Linked DNA regions of Homo sapiens: all the other regions are linked to region 1. A link is an interaction called in ENCODE POLR2A ChIA-PET data of the cell type or tissue named here. Cell type or tissue: A673. All regions are shown on one strand. Links, peaks and the distances in the headings refer to the core of each region. The heading gives the core; the rest is flanking DNA.

Region 1 (4,391 bases), core at 309-4,308:
ACATGGTGAAACTCTGTCTCTACTAAAAATACACACACACACACACAAATTAGCCGGTCATGGTGGCAGGTGCCTGTAATCCCAGCTGCTTGGGAGGCTGAGGCAGGAGAATTGCTGGAGCTGGGGAGGCAGAGGTTGCAGTGAGCCAAGATCACACCAACTGTACTCCAGCCTGGGTGACAGAGTGAGACTCCATCTCAAAAAAAAAAAAAAAAAAAAAGGAAATTTACAGGGATGAATATTGCTGAAAACTCTGGACGTTACTGGCTTCAGGAAAGTTTTCATCCAACGCCCCAATGATATAAACAAATCCTGAACTCCTGCTTTCCATTTATTGGTTTCATCACCTCAGGGTTAATTTCCAGAAGCTTCAGAGCGTACATGCTTTCAGGTTCAAATCCAGTAGAAAAGAGAGACTTAGCATTATCAATAGCTTAAAAAAATTTTTTTTGAGGCAGAGTCTTGTTGTGTCACCCGAGATGGAGTGCAGTGGTGTGATCATGGCTCACTGCAGCTTCAACCTCCTGGGCTCAAGGGATCCTCCCACTTCAGTCTCTTGAGTCCAGGTGCATACCCTCACACCTGGTTAATTTTTAATTTTTATTTTATTTTGAAGAGATGGGGTCTTGCTATATTGCCTAGGCTGGTCTCGAACTCCTGGCCTCAAGTGATCATCTTGCATCAGCATTCCAAAGTGCTGGGATTACAGGTGTGAGCACTGCCCTGACTTGGGTACTGTGTTCATCCTAAAGTAATCATCAAAGACCAGACAGATGGAATGTGTTGATTGAGTCAAGCCCAACAGGATCTAATCTTGACCTTGGGGGTGGAGTCAGTGCCCCTTAAATACATCATGCAGAAATTTGGAATAGTGTTAAGAAGAGGGAAGGCAAGATAAATCGTACAACCTTCTATTTATAATATTTATTTATTACTTTTTTTAATTTTTTGAGATGGAGTCTCGCTCTGTTGCCCAGGCTGGAGTGCAATGGCACGATCTCGGCTCACTGCAACCTCTGACTCCCTGGTTCAAGCGATTCTCCTGCCTCAGCCTCCCGAATAGTTGAGACTGCAGGCACCTGCCATCACGCCCAGCTAATTTTTTGTATTTTTAGTACAGACGGGGTTTCACCATGTTGGCTGGGCTGGTCTTGAGCTCCTGGTCTTGATTCACCCACCTCAGCCTTCCAAAGTGCTGGGATTATAGGCGTGGGCCACTGTGCCTGGCCACAACCTTCTATTTAAATGCCTTAAATAACTAGCATTTCAACCTAGAGTCATTCATGCATTTGTTAACTCATTCAACAAACATTTTTTCAGGATTCACTATGTGCAAAGTCTCGACTCCATTTCCAGGCTCTTCTTTAAGAGCAAGCACCAAGAACTTGTCCTCAGACTGAAAACAGAATTATGAGAGAGATTAGGGAAACAGGTTTCCCAAAAACTTCCATATTTTTAGCCTGGTTCCTTACATTTTCAGGTATCTAGGAAAGGAAGAGAAACAGCCATCCACCTTCCCACACACCCTACCCAAGCACATCTCCCTGATGTATTTCTATCATTCACAATTTAGGGAGCTATAGACTCCTCCGAAGCTATTCACAGCCCCACTTTAAGCCTCTTGGGCTATATATTCACTAAGATCCTTTCTGGATACAAGACATACAATGATATTGTGATTTGACATTGACATTTGAAAACAGACTCTTGTTTTGTTTTGTTTTGAATGTCCAAGGAAAGATAAGCACATTCTACGTCTTGAAAGAGATCATCCTTTACCTAGGTTAAGATGAGGGGTAATTAGAGCATTTAGTGGTTGGACTTAGGTTTTCACGTGCCACCTAAGTCCTATGTGGAGCTAGATCAGACAACTCAATCTCTCTAACATGTGGGTTATACAAAATGAGAAAGAACAGGAAATGCTCATATATATTTTGGATCTTGCCACTGGCTGAGCAGGAAGCTGCAAGAGAGATAACAGATGATTAAGGCCTCTCCCCAGGCTCCTTTTGGGAAAGCAGCTTTTGGGAAAACACGTGTAGAAAATGAGAGACAAGTACAACTGAAATGCTTCAACCACGCTTTGTCCGTGTCTGCCGTGTTTACAAAGCATTCTGAAATAACCAAATGAAGTTGCTCCACATCCAGAAAAGTCCTGGTGATTGTACAGTGGCCTGGTGTTAAGCACAGCTTTTTTTTTTTTTTTTCCTAAATCTGTAGCCCTGAGAATAAATCCATTTGTATTTCCTTTTCTTGAGGAAGGAAATGTTCTGGTGCTCAACAGGATGTCCTGATCCTCTCCGTGTAGGCTTTGGTGCTAGCTCCAGTGTCCCGGGTTGAGGGCAGGCACACCTAAAGTAAAGGTAGAAAGTGAGAGAAGAACTGAAAAAGGGAGGCCAAGTTGGAAAACTTGAGAAAGACAATAGCAGGCCTGGGGACTCAATTTGGAAAATGATAGGAAGTAAAATGTCCTTTGATTCTCACCAGGATTCAACTCAAAATCACAGTAAACATTTTAACAGGAGTCTTATACATAGTGCTGAGGGAGGAAATGGCAGTACAGTACAAAGGTGGGATGTTATTTCTATGACAAATGAAAGTTGGCCACCAAGAAACTCAAATCCTAGCTTCAGCCTGCATCTTGGCCTCGTGTTGTGTTCTGTGGGACATTCCCCAAGAGTATGGCTTCTGAGCTGACACAGCCACTTGCTGCCTGTGGCCTTTGGGGATGGACTGTCTCCAACAGGCTGGTACTAGCAGAGATTAACTTCCTTTTGTGGTTCCCAGATTTACATGTAGAACTGATCCTCAAACTGTTACTTTGGAAGTTAGAACAAAGTGTTGACTTGCCAAGTCTTTGTAAAGGGGGCTTAGTTATATGATGCCCTTCAGGCACTTTGGGCTTCTTAGATGTGCCAGTGTTCTAAAGTGAATGTGTTTTGATTTCTGGGGTTAACTTCAGGGTTAGAAGGCGGGTGCACACACCAAACAAAAGGCTTGTTGTCTTCATCATTTTTTTCCCAGGGACCCAGGAAATAAAGGGGTCTTCTTTTCATAGCAGTAGTCTGTCAGTCTTTTCTGGCAGGAATTGAGATTCTGAGGAAGCAGTTAATATGTCTGGTGCAATAAATGTGACTTGGAAATTTGGCTGTCTCTTAACTATCCCCACCTCCTCTCCAGGCTCAGCATTTCCTTCAACACTGGGGTCAATGCTTAGGATAGGGTTGGTTTGACTCTATCCTGCCACTGCCTTGGCCTTAGTTTCCAGGTTTATAGTAACTGGTGTCTGCCTTACCTTCCTGTTCCTGGCTGACCCCTGCTCTGTTCCTAAGTCCCTGGTAATTACAGTCCCCTCCCAGTTTCTCAGTGAGGCGGTTGTTCTCTGTCCCCTCCGGTAACTAGATTCGCCTGACCTGGAGTCCAAAACTCCTATGCCTGAGTCATTCCCATATATCTCAGATGTCCTTGGCATAGAATCACTTGTCCACTCGCCTAACAAAGTATAAGAGTGTTCATATTTTCACTTAGGGCATAGATTTTAACTTTACCTTAATTTTTTAAAGTTTTTAATAAGCAGAAAAATTCACACCTGAATTATTAATTTGTTGAATGCCCTGAATCTCACTGAAAATAACTTAATTGTTAACATTGAATTGCATCAGCCAACAGGAACACAAAAAAGATGGGCCAAATAAACTGTACTATCACCTAACACCTCGTAACATAAGCAAAAGGAAACTTATTATCAATGTCATATGAACAACAAGTGCAAACATTCAATATGTGAACCTGCTGTAACAACCATTCTGGTCAAGGCTCCTGTTTTAGTTTTCATGAGATCAAAAGCTTAGGAATTCAGAATTGTGGTCATCCCCATTGAGTCAATTTTGGTAATTTATATGGACCAGACCTTCGTTATACAGCATCTGTAGCTGCAAAGTGATAGTCTGCTCTTGGTAAACTCTCCATCTTTCACATTATGTGGGGTTTATCTCCTCCTTGAACTCTTGGTAGAACCTTGCCTTATGGACCATGTGGACTTGTTTTCTTTTTTGAAGGTAGATCTTTGACTATTTCTTATATTACTATTGATAAGTTCAGGCTTTCTGTTCCTTGAGTCAATTTTGGTAATTTATATTTCTTTAGAAAGCCATTCTCCATGGTCTGGATTTTCAAATTCATTGGAATAAAGCTGCACATAGCACTTAAAAAATTTGAAATCTCTGCATTCTGTTTTCCTCTCTGATGTTATAGTGTCTTTTTTCTTTCTTTCTTTCTTTCTTTGTTTTTTTTCCTAGTTCATACTTGCCAAAGGCTTTCTATGTTTTGAGCTTGTTAAAACATCAAATTATTGTGTTGGGTTTTCTATTTCATATTATCTGTTTTATCTT
Region 2 (4,391 bases), core at 300-4,299, 240 kb after region 1:
AGGTCAATGTGATTCTTAGGCAGGAGGTTTATGGCGGCCACAGTGGGGATCTGCACTGATGGATTCTTCCTAAGGAGCTGGCTCCAGACAAGATCAGAGGCTTGAGTTCAGAGAGCTACACCTGGTTTCTCAGCTCCTCCAGGAGGCAGAGAAACAAGGGAAAACTGAGGTCCAGAAAAGGCAGTATAATTTGAGATTGTTGGGCCAGGCACACTCTGCTAGGACTACCTTCGTTCCCCACTGGGCTGACCTTGCATTTTATAGAGATGCCCCAAGCGATGTCACCTAAAAAACAAGGATTTATCGTTTAAGTCTTCTTAATTAGAAGAGAATGTCTACATTATTTACCAATTAACTCGTCGCTCCTCCTCAGGGGCAGTGCTTTAGCCCCAGGGTTCTATAATCACATACAAAATATTTCCACTATTATGATGCTCATTCAAAAATAAATAAATATCAGCACCCCCACAGATGTTTCCTTATTTGCTGAAGGAAAAAGAAGATAAACACAGTTATTGTGATTCACAATATTTGTGTAAAAGGCACCACACTAGAGCCTTCCCAAGTACTCCCAACAATAATATTTTGAGAACTTTAATTTTTTATCTTGGGTGGCTCCATGCCACTTGGATTCAGCTCGGGGCTCCCCCTCAGTGTTAACACCTACAGTAAGTCAGAGGAGGCTTGCAGGATGACCCGGTGCTTCCAGGAATTGCCTGTGCCCTCCAGAGGCAGGCGGCCGATTTCCCTTTGGCAGCAGGTGTCAGGGAGGTCTACAGCACCTGATCACCTTTCCAGATCAGCTTGGAGGGTGCTAAAAGCAGGGGTTCTCCAACTTGAGTCACCGTCAGAATCACCTGGAAGGCCTGTGAAACAGATGGCTCAGGCTCACCCCGCAGTGGCTGACTCATCTGTGCTGGGGCCTGCAAAGATGCATTTCTATTTTTTTTTTTTTTTTTTGACAGAGTCTGGCTCTGTCACCCAGGTTGGAGCACAGTGGCGCGATCTCGGCTCACTGCAACCTCTGCCTCCCAGGTTCAAGTGATTCTCCTGCCTCAGCCTCCTGAATAGCTAGGACTGCAGGCGTGTGCCACCACACCTAGCTAATTTTTTTTTGTATTTTTAGTAGAGACAAGGTTTCACCATGTTGGCCAGGATAGTCTCGATCTCTTGACCTTGTGATCCACCTGCCTTAGCCTCCCAAAGTGCTGAGATTACAGGTGTGAGCCACTGCGCCTGGCTGGAAAGATGCATTTCTAGCAGGTGCCCAGGTAATGCTGATGCTGCTAGTCTTGGGGACCACACTTGGTGAGCCACTGGTCTAATGTTTCTCTTTCTTTCCAAAGCTCCCTAAAATGTTAACTCTCAGATGGGAAACCGATTTGCAGAAGCCTGAGAAGAAACACTCCATCTCCCAGGGATTGAACTGCAATAGGGGGTTTAAGGAGGGCGAGTGAGAAAGGACCCTCTGGCTGATTCCCAGGCTCTGGGTGAAGGGGTTGTTTCAAGGGTCAAGAATCTGCCTGGTACCTGACAATTTCCTGGAAGGTACTCAGATGTGGTCACTCCCTGGGATGACTGTGCTGGGAGAGGATTATCCTGGATTCTCTGTGGCTGTCTGAACTTGGGACAGAGCATCCACAATATTGGGAGAAAGTCCTTAAAGTTTTAAGTATCTGAGCCCAGTCAGTTTTTGGGACTGAGCCACAGAGAGGAGGGAGTCTGAGGCCTGACCTTGGCCCCTTGCCTGTCCCGGGTGGGCAGATCCGCAGGACTGGGCAGAAAACTCTGTCAGTGAACGAGAGTTAGAAACAAGTGTCCAGTAAGCCTGAGGCCTGGGCCTGGAGGTGCAGGGACAGTGGGCTCGTCAGGAGTCTACACTGAGGAAGGAGCAGAGCAGAGTGTGGGGAAATGAGGGTGGAGGTGGCTTCTGAGCTTGGGAGGGCAGGGGTGACTCAGGGCCCATCCTGGCACAGTGCCCTGTGTCTGGGCCCAGCTTAGGTCTGGTGCTGGGAAGCATTTCACCAGGGCATGTGAGGGATGAACTTCAGGGCTCCAGGGCCGGTGATACACCTGTCCCCCTGGGCTCTGGCTGGGCCCCTGCTGTCTCACGTGGCTGTCCTCCACACCTCCTGCTGGGCCCATTCAGACCCGAGAGGGGCGCACTCCTGGGCTGTCTGGCGTCAGATGTGGCATCTTTGAGGTGGGCTGCAGGTTAGACATCACAGGTGCCTGCCATGATGCTTCCTGTTTCCTCATCCAGCTTCCCCCATTCCTGGTCCTCCAGGTTCCCTTCTGGGCCCCTGCATTCGGAGGCTGGTCAGCGGCCCCATTGCATCCTGTGCCTCTGCCCTTGCTCCTCAGTGGTAGCTGAGCCTCCCACAGAGGCACTGAGCATGTGCTAGCCTGCCTTCAAGTTTTCTAAGCCTTGCACTCAGGCTTCCACCCGTTGGCCTGATGAGTTGGACTGCTCTGGGCCATACCTTCCTTGTTGGGATGGCCACTTACCCTCTCTGGGCAGCAGAATCTCCCTCGGTGTCAGGACCGTTGTGAGGATTATGTAAGAGAGTGCTCATGAAATGCATATGAATGCCCTCTGCGTTAGCTCGCATCCCTGCTTCTAGAACTCTGGTCCACTTTGACCCCAGTGTCTGGCACCTGAACCTTGCCTGCACCTGGTGATCTGGACTGTGGGTGGGCTGTATACTGGCAGAATTGTGCACTGAGGCAGAGCCGGGTGGGGCTAGAAGGGTGGACTAGGTTCTCTCCCCAAGGCCATGAAAGTTTAGATGATGTGGGAATTTGAAAAAGAGTCAAAGATGCTCTGCAAATATGATTATTGGAATGTGAAAAGATTCAAAATGAGGGTTTTTGAACTGCAAGGAATGGAGGGGGCCTTTCTACTATGAGGTGTGACTAATCCTTCTATACAGGGTAGAGCCCCCCTCCTCTCCCCTTCCCTCCCCTCCCCTCCCCTCCTCTCCCCTCTCCTCTCTTTTCTTTTTTCTTTCATTGAGACCAAGTCTCCCTCTGTAGCCCAGGTTGGAGTGCAGTGGCACAATCTTGGCTCACTGCAACCTCCACCTCCCAGGTTCAAGCGATTCTCCTGCCTCAGCCTCCAGAGCAGCTGGGATTATAGGCACATGCCACTGCACCCAGCTACTTTTTTGTATTTTTAGTAGAGACAGGGTTTCACCATGTTGGCCAGACTGGTCTCGAACTCCTGACCTCAGGTGATCCACCATCCTCGGCCTCCCAAAGTGCTAGGATAACAGGCATGAGCCACCACGCCTGGCCGCATCTTTTCTATGAGAAGAGTTTAAAGGGTCCCTGGAGCCTGTCCCGAAGCTACTCTTCACGCTATTACGTTTTCAAATGGGAAAGAGCAGATGGCCGTAGAGGTGAACCCTTGCATGGACTTAGATTTAGGGCCCCAAAGAATAATGACTGCCCCGAACACAGGTGTCCTCCTTTACCACCAACTACACACTTCCTGAGGGAGGCAGAGGCCTTAGTCTCCAATTTCCAGCAAAAGGAGTGGAGACTGGGTGAGCAAGGGACTTGTCTAAGGGGACATGACAGCAAGGAAAGGAGCCTAGGGCCCTGACTCCAGCTTCCAGGCTCTGAGACACATCCGCACCAGTGCGATTCCACCGATGGAGCAAAGGCCGGGTGCCCAGTGAGTCACCTGAGAGAGGCCTCTTGGGGCCAAGTCCTTACTGAGGCTGGGCGGGGAGGCCCTGCTGGAGGGAGGAAGGAGGGGTCCATGGGACAGGGAGGTTGGGGCTACCCTGGGCCTGCTTGGAGTTTTATCCTTTCCTTGAACTTAGGACTTTCTGGAGACTTGAAGATGGTCCCTCATAAGCTGACTGCATCCTGCTTAGAGCTCAGGGGCGCACCCCCAACAGGCACCTTCCACCCCTCAGAACCAGCAGCCACAGGCGGGCCAAGGGCAGAGCGCCTCTCCCCAGGGGCTCCTTTTCCCGAGGGACTGTGTCCTGTGTGTGTGGAGAGAGGACAGCTGCCAGATACAATACATAAGTACTGCATGGAACATACTTAGACTAATAAATTATTTGTTGTTTCTCTGAAATTCAAACTTAACTGGGTGTCCTGTGTTTTATTTCCTAAATCTGTTAACCCTAGCCCAGGCGGAACCCACATGCTGCTGCGGTGGGAGCTTCTGAAGTCCTTTCTGCCCCCAGGACGGTTCCAGAACTGGGTGGGGCTGCCTTCAAGAGGCAGGGTGGAGGGACAGAGGGCTGGGGGAAGGACAGGGCCTGCAGGAGGCAGTTTTTGGTTCGACACAGTAAAAATTTCCTCCTGGAGGCCAAGGGTGGTGGCTCACGCCTGTAATCCCAGCGCTTTGGGAGGCTGAGGTGGGTGGATTG
Region 3 (4,391 bases), core at 300-4,299, 110 kb after region 1:
AACACCGCATATTCTCACTCATAGGTGGGAATTGAACAATGAGATCACATGGACACATGAAGGGGAATATCACACTCTGGGGACTGTGGTGGGGTGGGGGGAGCGGGGAGGGATAGCATTGGGAGATAGATATACCTAAGGCTACATGACGAGTTAGTGGGTGCAGCGCACCAGCATGGCACATGTATACATATGTAACTAACCTGCGCAATGTGCACATGTACCCTAAAACTTAAAGTATAATAAAAAAAAAAAAAAGAAAAAAAAAAAAAAAAAGAAGAAGATCTAAGCGTATTGTCAGAAAAGTGGGAGTTCAGAGTTCAGTGAGGAATTTCAGGCTACACTAAAATTTTCGTCTTATAATTGGGGGTAGCTCCAAGATTTTGCACATTTAAAACCCTGAAAAATATTCTAGAAGAGAGATGGAATTAATAAAACATTTTCCCTTAAAAAAATCACTTCTTCCATTACTTTTTTCTTCTGAGTTTTGAGAAACTTCTTGAAAGTGTGGCCCTTCTAATGAACTCCAAGGAGCTTTCTCAGGTTACCTCCACAGGGGACCAGAACAAGATGAGAAAAACAATTATTTTGATTTGAATGATTTCTTGAAGAGTTGAACAATAAGACAAATGGAACACCATTAATGCATTTTCTTTTATTTTCCATTTAGTAGCAAATGTAAAAGGGTGTTGGTTATGGTCTTCAATAATAATAGCCATCTCTTTCTTTTTTAAAAAAAATTCAGGTTTTACATAGAGTAAAATGTATACATCCTACATGTGCAGTTAATGAGTTTTATAAAATGTATACTTTCAGGTAATCATCACTCAGATCAAGAGAGGGAACATTTCCCTCACTGCTGAAAGTTTCCCATGCCCTTTTCCAGTCAATACCCCTCGCTGAGAGACAATCATTCTGATTTTGATCCCTATAGATTTTACCTGTTCTCAAACTTCATGACAGCAGAATCATACAGTTAAGTAGTCTTTTGTGCCTGAATTCTTTTGCTCAACATAATCTAAAGATTATAAAGATTCAGCCAGGCTGTCGCCTGCATCAGTTGTTTTCACCCCCCCACCTTTTTTTTTCTTTTTGAGATGGAGTCTTACTCTGTCGCCCAGGCTGGAGTGCAGTAGCACGATCTCAGCTCACTGCAACCTCCACCTCCTGGGTTCAAGCGATTCTCTTGCCTTAGCCTCCTGAGTAGCTAGGATCACAGGCATGCACCACCACACCTGGCTAATTTTTGTATTTTTAGTACAGACGAGGTTTTACCACGTTAGCTGGGCTGGTCTTGAACCCCTGACCTCAAGTGATCTGCTCACCTCGGCCTCGCAAAGTGCTTGGGATTACAGGTGTGAGCCACTGTGCTTGCCATCTTTTTTTTTTTTTTTTTTAAACTGCTGAGTAGTGTTCCATTCTATGAATATATCATTATTCTGTTGATGAACATTTGGGTTGTTTCCAGGTTGGGGATATTATTATAAATATGAACATTTTAAAAAGCAGCTTTGAATATTGTTTTGTAAGTCTTTGTGTGGATGCATATTTTCATTTTTCTTGAGCAAATACCTTAGATGATAGGGTAGAAGAGATCATAGGGTAAGTATATATTTAACTTTTAAAAATAACTGCCTGTTTTCCAAAGTGGTTATTCCATATTTCATTCCTGCTAGCAATGAATGAAAGAGTTCCAATTCCTCTACATGTTCATCAAGACTTAGTGTTATCAGTCTATTTAATTTGAGCTATTCTAGGGTGGTATATAGTGGTGTTTCATTGTGATTTTAATTTGATTTTCTGATGAGGCATAATGGGCACATTTTCAGGTGCCAACTGACTATTTAGACTTCTTCTTTTGTGAAACATCTTTTCAATTCTTTTGCCCAATATCCACCTCTTTAATAAATCTTGTTGAGGATATGGCCCTCTCAGGCAGTATTCTGTTGACCGACCACATTCTTAAGAGAAGCTAAATGTTGTAGAGACATTGAGGCAGCAGTCATAGAAATAAAATTGCTGGGTAAGAGCATTAGATTCATTCATTCATTCATTCATTTTTAGAGGTGGGGACAGGGTCTCCCTATGTTGCCCAGGCTTGTCTCAAACTCCTGGCCTCAAGTGATCCTTCCACCAGAGCCTCCTGAGTAGCTAGGATTATAGGTGTAAGCCACCACACCTGGCTAAGAACATTGGATTTAGAGCTTTCCAAACAGTTTAAATTTGTCAGGACAAGTATAGAAGCAACCATTTTATTTGTAAAAGCCACCACATGCTATTTCTATTCAGAGTTTCAAAATACAGAGAACAGGTACTCTCTAGAACCTTGGCATAAAATTCGAGTTTAGAAAATACCTGAAAGTGGTGTTACAGCTTATGTAACATCATATTTTTTCCATACGTAGTTATATTTTGAGATGTATACTTTTATTTAAGGACTATCCAAATTTGTGTCATAAAGGATATGTCCATTTAAAAGCCTATTTAAAAAAACTTTGCTTTATAAGTTGGCATATTAAAAAATATAAACATGAAGATGTCATATCAGAGATAAAATAATCTCTAAGATTCCAATTCTAAGAGGCTCTGAAAAGAAAGTATATGTAGCAGCAACTACCCAAGTATCAGCAATTGTTAATTGTTAATATCAATTGTGGCTGATAATCTATGTTGAGTCATTCAACATCCATTCCCAATTGTTCTTTTCCTTTTCTTCCTTTACTGTGAAAGCTGGAAAACCAAAAGCTTCATCTCTGATTTTTCCCAGGTGACATAATTCTGGCCAGTGAACTACAGACTAAAGACACCGGGGAGGCATGCACCTGTAATCCCAGTTATTCAGGAGGCTGAGGCACAAGAATCGCTCGAACCCAGGAGGTAGAGGTGGAGGTTGCAGTGAGCAGAGATTGCACCACTGCACTCCTGCCTGGGTGACAGAGTGAGACCCTGTCTCAAAAAAAAAAAAAAAAAAAAGACAGTGGTGAGGGGAGCCCTTCACCGAGTACAAGTCAATGTCTTGCTAAAGAAAAAAAAAATCCTTTTTCCCAAGAACATAAATATGAGGCCTGTCTGAAAATACAGCATTCATCTTGGGAACATGAGAGAGAGGGCAGGAGAATGAGCCATCACTCTGACATGGTCAAGAGCAGACAGCAGAAAGCCTAGTTTCTGATGGCACCACTGACCTGCTGTACCAGCCCTGGACTTCCTACCCCTGGACTTCTTATTGTGCAGGACAGTGACACCCTTATCTGTTTAAGCAGCAGCAGTTTTCTGATATTTGTTGCCAAGTGTATTGCCAGCTGATTCACTAGTGTTTGAAAGAAGATACCATACTAAACACAAAATTAACTGCTTATATTATGCACCATTATCTCTTTATTAAACCTGGCTTTATCAAAGACATAATTGATTTTTCAAGGAACCCCAGTATTGAGACATCATTATACTTCTGCATGAGCAGAAGGGCTTAACACTTTCACCACATTATCTGTTCTTGGAACCAAATTTGAAACTATTGATAAATGTTAGTAATAATCTGCTCCAATATTGTTTTAGCATTTATGAAAACTGTACCAATTATGTTAATATAGTATTTTTTACCAATGATATCTTCATATGCTCTTAGTGTTTTAAAACAAACATAAATTCCCTTTTTAGCATATGAACATTTGCATTTAGATCAGATATGACAGCAGTATAATAAAACAGGGGTCCCCAGTGCCTGGGCCATGGACTAGTACCAGTCCCTGGCCTGTTAGGAACTGGGCTGCACAGCAGGAGGGGAGCAGCGAGCAAGCAGTACTGCCTGAGCTCTGCCTCCTGTCAGGTCAGCAGCAGCATGAGATTCTCATGGGAGCGCCAACCCTATTGTGAACTGTGCATGTGAGGGATCTAGGTTGGGCGCTCCTTATGAGAATCTAACTAATGCCTGAGGATCTGAGGTGGAACAGTTTCATCCCAAAACCATCTTCCACCCCACTGTGGAAAAATTGTCTTCCATGAAATCTGTCCCTGGTGCCAAAAAAATTGGGGAACCACTGTACTAAAACACCATAAAATTGTATAGAACACCACGAAATGGTTTGGCCAAGAGTTGAAAACAGAATATACAGCTCTAAAATATCTCTATAAATGAAGTTTGTTTGTAGCTTTACAGAACTAAAAACCAAAATATGTGAACAAACTTTAAAAAAGCAATTTTGGAGGAAAATAGGTTCAGAGAAGGTATTTTACTGAGACAGTGTTAAGCAAGTAGTGAAGAATGTGGATTCCAGAGCCAGACTGCCTGCATTCGGACCATTTTCCTTCCACCAGTGTCATCTTAGGCAGGTATTAGTCAGCTTGGGCTGCCAAACAAAATGCCATAGACTGGGTTTTGTGGCTGAAAC

The links. ChIA-PET counts read pairs that join two places held together with the same protein. Peaks named below come from ENCODE experiments on the same cell type or tissue, not always from the same donor. Only the 100,000 strongest peaks of a DNase experiment are listed, where the experiment ranks them.
Region 2: POLR2A ChIA-PET joins it to region 1 with 5 read pairs; 5 of 35 experiments call an interaction of 5 or more read pairs at or near these places.
Region 3: POLR2A ChIA-PET joins it to region 1 with 7 read pairs; 13 of 35 experiments call an interaction of 5 or more read pairs at or near these places.

What each region holds. Positions count from the first base shown.
Region 1 is chr3:141,858,845-141,863,235 of GRCh38, reverse strand. LOC105374134 (a long non-coding RNA gene) reads right to left here. Exons shown (of 3, transcript XR_924551.3): 3 at 2,013-2,352. Among named protein-coding and RNA genes, the nearest start is that of ATP1B3, 16 kb to the left of the region's middle. RefSeq lists a silencer at 615-909 and an enhancer at 1,268-2,615. In A673, for the core only: no CTCF peak of the experiment used is centred there; a DNase peak (open chromatin) is centred at 1,985; H3K27ac peaks cover 783 bases.
Region 2 is chr3:141,623,182-141,627,572 of GRCh38, reverse strand. No RefSeq gene overlaps it. Among named protein-coding and RNA genes, the nearest start is that of RASA2-IT1, 100 kb to the right of the region's middle. In A673, for the core only: no CTCF peak of the experiment used is centred there; no DNase peak of the experiment used is centred there.
Region 3 is chr3:141,753,015-141,757,405 of GRCh38, reverse strand. It overlaps a transcript of GRK7 not described here. Among named protein-coding and RNA genes, the nearest start is that of GRK7, 8.2 kb to the left of the region's middle. In A673, for the core only: no CTCF peak of the experiment used is centred there; no DNase peak of the experiment used is centred there.